2 separate regions of the Homo sapiens genome follow, and region 1 is linked to region 2. The links are chromatin contacts, found by Hi-C or POLR2A ChIA-PET in ENCODE. All regions are on one chromosome and are shown on one strand. The core of a region is the stretch at or near the end of the contact, and the rest is flanking DNA. Distances in the headings are between cores, read along the strand shown.

What was found. Hi-C counts contacts between places; a loop is a spot of excess contacts on that map. ChIA-PET counts read pairs that join two places held with the same protein, here RNA polymerase II (POLR2A). Pooled maps may share reads with other maps.
Region 1: a loop to region 2 is called in a pooled map, with 3 times the contacts of the local background. The contact joins the enhancer-like site here to the promoter of H2AZ1-DT in region 2. A Hi-C loop is called at or near these places in 2 of 50 pooled maps. POLR2A ChIA-PET finds 5 or more read pairs at or near these places in 2 of 52 experiments (GM10248 and PC-9).

The regions. Positions count from the first base shown.
Region 1 is chr4:100,737,288-100,740,257 of GRCh38, forward strand. No RefSeq gene overlaps it. Among named protein-coding and RNA genes, the nearest start is that of LINC01217, 53 kb to the right of the region's middle. RefSeq lists an enhancer at 1,433-1,512. Within about 2 kb of position 1,589, at least 3 of the 41 ENCODE cell types and tissues checked have a DNase peak (open chromatin) inside an H3K27ac peak, as active enhancers do.
Region 2 is chr4:99,949,090-99,951,842 of GRCh38, forward strand. H2AZ1-DT (H2AZ1 divergent transcript) reads left to right here and starts at 1,405. Exons shown (of 4, transcript NR_125923.1): 1 at 1,405-1,591. It overlaps H2AZ1 (H2A.Z variant histone 1), which reads right to left and starts at 1,186. Exons shown (of 5, transcript NM_002106.4): 1 at 1,079-1,186; 2 at 574-651; 3 at 184-297. The coding sequence starts at 1,081. RefSeq lists enhancers at 1-445, 1,017-1,106, 1,051-1,655 and silencers at 597-686, 767-816, 1,477-1,526, 1,567-1,776.

The DNA.
Region 1 (2,970 bases), core at 339-2,838, 790 kb after region 2:
CATAGGAAGAAAGGGCAACCCTCCAAGAATTTCTTTCCAGGTCTTTTGAACACATCCATCCTGGAGCATTTGCCTTTTTCTTCAAATTGCTGAATCTCTTGACCTCCCTGAACTAAGAAGCCATGTTTGTGAATGTGCATGCTTCAGTCGTTTGATAAGGGAGCCTAAGTAGCTTCCTGCTTTAAAGAGGTCAAAAAGATGGGAGTCCCGAATGGAATGTGTGCAAAAGTCTTCAGCCTAATGTGTTTTTCTTTTACAAAATCTCACCTTGCTTCTTGTTACTCTGTTGAACAGTTCCAGATTGCTAAAAGTATCACCTGCTTCCTGAGTTTAGCAATTTCTAAAAGTGTTATATCATGAGTATATAAAATCCCATTTAGTTGAATATCAAAATTCTAGCCACTTAACTTCTCAGAACACATAAAAGAACTTCAGAGTAAAAGGAAAAGACTACTGACATAGTTGTAAAACCTGATGCACTAAGACTTAAGTACTTTTGGTATTAAGGAGAGTGTTACAATTTTGAACACTGTCTGGCATACATTAAACATCAGATAAGTGTTTATGGCATTATTGGAGCTTAGATTAGCTGTTTTTAGACCTAAATCTAGCAAACTTGGTTATTATGTTTCTCAGGAAAAAAGAAAAAGATTACCAACAACGTTTTTGAATTATGGCAGAAGACAACAAAATGAGAATGTTGTGAAAATCTACAGCTGATATCTAGCTATAAAAATGAGACCAAAAAAATTACAAAACACAATTGCAATAGTTGGTCCATTTGATTTGCCCGAGGATGCAAAATAAATTAGATCACCCTTCAGAGACACCACCCTAATGATCATAGTAACTACTATTAAATTATCAAGGAAAAGTCCAATTAGGTTTCATTTATGCTAAGAAAGCAATATAAAGTAAAATAAGATTAAAGTTTAAAGGGAGCGGACTGAAGCACTAAGGATTTTCATCATCTTGGAAAATCTACTTAAATAGGGCAGCTCATTCACCAAAGATTTTAGTTCTCAGTGGGGCCTTGCTGAATTCACTTATGCTGTCAGATCTGAAGATATCCTATCACACAGTCTCACGCTTTACATAGCAAAAAGATTAGGGTGAACACAATCCTCTCTCCTCATGTTAGACCATGTCTGTCTCCCTTAAAAAAAAAAAAAAAAAAAAAACCACTGTCTGAACTTAGCTAGCCTCCAACCTGCCTTTGGGGAGAGTGCAGCTCCTTTGCTCAGAATGAGTCACTCAGTCTGTTTGTGCCCCACCTAACTGGTGTGGATGCTGGCTTTGGTTCCTTATAAGTCCATAAGGCAGCCTGGCTGAATTTATGATTCAGAGTAACCTTTAGTCCATCTCCTGCCTGTGTGTGCTTGCTACGAGTTCTCTCCAGGTCACCAGTGAGTTTTTCCTCCTCTATCATCATCGAAACCATTCATGGCCACATTGCACCTCACACTTATGCCCCAACAGCTTTATACATACCCAGTTCTTTTACCTCCAGGCCTTCATCCCCAGTGTGTCCTCTCCCTGACAGGCATCTTTCCCTTTCTACTAGTCCCAGCCACCTCCCACCACCTTTTCTCCCAGCTCAGTAGTTCTCAACTTTGGACAATTTTGTCTCCCAGGGGACATCTGACAATACCTCAAGACTTTTTTGATTGTCATAACCTGAGGAAAGACACTGCTGGCATCTAGTGGGTAGAGGCCAGGACTTCCATCGAACGTCTTCCAACGTACAGGCCAGTCCTCCAAACAAAAAATTATCCAGTCCAAATTGTCAAAAATGCCAAGGCTGGGGGATGCTGCAATCTTCTCAGTCTTCATTCTTACATCTCAGTTCAAATCTCACCTCCCTTAAAACCTTCCCTGAACATTATTCTTCACTACAGGAGAAGGGTTAGCTATCCCTACTCTTTCCTCTTTTAGTACTTGATATAATATCCATTCTTGAGCTTTCTATACCATAACAAAATTACCTTTGTCTACATTTCCCCCGCCCCACCCCCACCCCCACCCCACCCCACTAAACTCTTAGCTCCTTGTGAGCAGGGGTGGTGTCTTTTTCATCCACATCTATCCAGCACCCAGACTAGTGCCTGGTTTATTGTAAATGTTTTTAAAAATGTTTGAGTGATTGAATTTAAAAGATTAATTTTGTTTGAAACTTTATGTCTTTGCTTTTTTGCTAATCGTTTGGCAACATTAGAGACACCTTGCTGATCCCCAAGAATCTTCTGATCCATTAAGGATCTTTAAATATAGAGTAAGTGAGCCTCAACTCCTTACATTTCACTATGTCTGTGTTCTGGAGTTCCTCAGAAAGGATGACATCTTTGAGGATAATCTTTGGATGTTGATAACAGTGCATTTAAAGTTAACTGAGAGGCTGTCTTTAGCTGATAATAATCTGCTGAGTTGGATTTCTTATCTAGTTAACAGTATAGTCACTGAAGCCAGATTGCTTGGGTTCAAATCTAGGACCTGCCACCTACAACCTGTGTGACCTTGAGCATATTAATTAAACGTTCTGTGCTTCCGTTTTCTTTCTGAAAAAAAAAATGGGGATGATCATGGTATGAAACTCATAGATTTGTTATGAGAATTACCTGAGTTAGTATTTGTAAAATGCTTAGGACAGTGCTTGGTACTCAGTAAGTGGTTGTTAAACAAGGTTGGAAGGATAGGCTAGTGTCAACCCTCTGCTACTTGTGATGAATGCATCAAGCCAGGTAAATACATCTCATTCTAAAATATAACTCTACTTTATTGCATCCCTGAGGAGACTTGGATGAACACATGTTAAAAGATAAGACAATTAAGATTTACCCATCATGTGTCTTAGACCAAAATAACCCTCCAGAACTTGTCAAGCTTTTCTATAGGCAGGTGACAGAATGTCTTATAATCCTGGCATATATACAAAAACCACTGATAATCTATGATTGCCACTGCTGCTGCATT
Region 2 (2,753 bases), core at 155-2,654:
TTCCAAGAGCAGAGAACTCAAGCTCAGTAGGATCCTTGTTGAACACCAGCTCCCTCTAGCGTTCTCTTAGGCCTCTCGCCGCGTTCAGGGCCTGGGAGTTTTCTTGCATCACTTTCCTCCTTCCCTCTTGCCGCCTCCCCGCCCCCCAAACCTTCTCCGGATTATAGGCGTTCACCCATTTACCTCTGCGGTGAGGTACTCCAGGATGGCTGCGCTGTACACAGCGGCAGTCGCGCCCACACGTCCATGACTGGTCGTCCTAGATTTTAGGTGTCGATGAATACGGCCCACTGGGAACTTAAATTTTAAGCATACACAAACATAAATGCACAAAAATGAGAACTAGAGATGGGGAAATTATATGCGCGCCAAAGCAAGGGGCACGGGCGCAGCAACGCGTCCCGACATCGAAACACGTGATTCCTCCCCCCCATATTTATCGTATGGGCAGCCCAAGTCGCGACACCGCATCACCCACGCATACACAAAACGCCCATCGAGAGCGATGAATAACAAAAAAGGAAATGCAAAGAAAAACATCATGACTCCCAGACTGCACGAACAACTACTGACCTGCAAGCCGGCTCTCTGCGAGCGGGAAACCGCCTTTGTCTTGGCCTTTCCGGAGTCCTTTCCAGCCTTACCGCCAGCCTGCGGCGCGCACACGCCCGCGAGCGGAGGAGGAACGGAGAATATAGAATTACCAAGGCGGCGCGCCCATCCCCCACCGCGGCGCGTCCCGCCGCGAGCGCGTCCCCGCACCCTGCCGGGGTCTCCGGCCCGCGGCGCGCCGCAGGGGCGACCCCGCCCGTTCGCCCCCCGCCGCGCGCTCGCCACGGCCGCGCGCCTCCGCCCGCCGGCCCCCAGCGGCGCTGCGCGCGCCACCCAACCGTCGCCGCCCGCCGCGAGATCCGAGGCTGCTCCGCTAGCAGCCGACAAAACACCTCCCCCCACTCTTCTAAATCCTGTCTCCGCGCGTTCCCAACCGTCGCCACTTCACCCCCATCCCTCTGTGTAACGGGTTTTTCTCTCGCCGGCAAAAACCCGCGGAGTCATCGAGCGTCTCTGCGAAGTTTACCATTTCGAATTCCGCTGAAGCTCAAGCAAGCAAGGCAGAGAAAAGGCTAATCGGACCCACGGTGAGATCCCACCACCTACTCCTTCGTCGCACCGCGATTCAAACTGCGCTGTCTCCCGCCTTCCCTGCTCCCTTTATACTGCAGAATGTTCCCTCATCCGGGAACTCGGATTGCTCATCCCACCAATGGCTGCCACCCGCCCTCGGGACGCGTCCTTGAGACTTCAGCCAATGAGCAAGCGAAGAAAAGGGTGGAGGGGCGGGCGCTTCTAATCTCAAGCCGCGATTGGGGCGTGGGGGGAGAGGCGGGGGAAGGCGGAGGGATGGGAACGGGGGAGAAGAAGGGCACCGCGGCGGGAGGGAAGAAACAGAGCGAGCTACGCTGCAGGAGCGCAGTTACCAGCCGGCTGCGATCACGTGCCTGGGAGGAGGAGCTGAGACCTCAGGGGAGGGGCGCGCGGTAGCGTCCCGGGTCCCCTAGCAGGGCTCTAGAGACCACGTGAAGTCTCCTCGGTATGTAGCACGCCGCCCCCACCACTCCCAGCCCCATTCCCAGCGCCTCTCGGGCGGAGACCTGCGACCCGCAGCCGCTTTCCGGGGCCCCGGACACCCCTTCCCTACCCTCTCAATCCCTGGCGGCTCCTCCCGTCTGACAGGTGGCGCGAACGCGTCCAGTGAGAGGAGTCTGAGGTTTGCCCTGACGCCTTCCACAGCCTTAGTAGAGATTCCGTGTTTCTTCCGTCTAGGCGAGTCCCCAGCCACCAACAGATCACGACCCGCTGCTCCCACTTTATTTTCAGCCGGGTCTTCCACCTCTCCCTCACTACTTATGAAATCCTCCACGGAATAGTTCTGTGACAGCAAACGGTGAAGCCAAGTCACCTCACTGGTCACGAAACCCTTTTTGTCTATACTTAGGGAGCTTCTGGCGAGGCAGTATTCTTTAATCAAATCATAAACCATATTTTTTGGAGACTACACATCAATGGGTTGTACCTGTAGCCTGGTGTGTAAAGCTCATTTAGTGAAACCTCAGAGCTATTATGTGTCAACTTTTCTACAGTAAGTATTTTGCCACATGACAAATGTTCGGCAAATGTCGATGGAGTAACTCTGACATGATTTTCAGGCAGTTAGAGGGTCCATGCAATGCAATCAGTTGCAAATGATGAGGTTAAAGTAATGGTACTGTACACACAGTACTATCCTTCCAACTAGTAGGTTATTAACACCTATGTACATCTCCAGCTGCTTGGGGACAGTAGTGTCTCAATCTCATTTGCAGTGTTTTAGTGTATTACATTTTTTAACATAATTGAATAGTTTCAATGTGACGAACATTTTGAAACATATACTCTATGCTGGGCATGGTGGCTCACACCTGTAATCCCAGCACTTTGGGAGGCCGAAGCGGGCAGATTACGAGGTCAGGAGTTCAAGACCAGCCTGGCCAACATGGTGACACCCCATCTCTACTAAAAATACAAAAATTAGCCAGGCATGGTGGCGCCCGCCTGTAATCCCAGCTACTCTGGAGGCTGAGGCAGGAGAATTGCTTGAACCCGGGAGGCGGCGGTTGTGGTGAGTCAAGATTGCGCCACTGCACTCAGCCTGGGGAACAGAGCGAGACTTTCTCAACAACAACAACAACAAACATATACTCTGAAGTACTTTA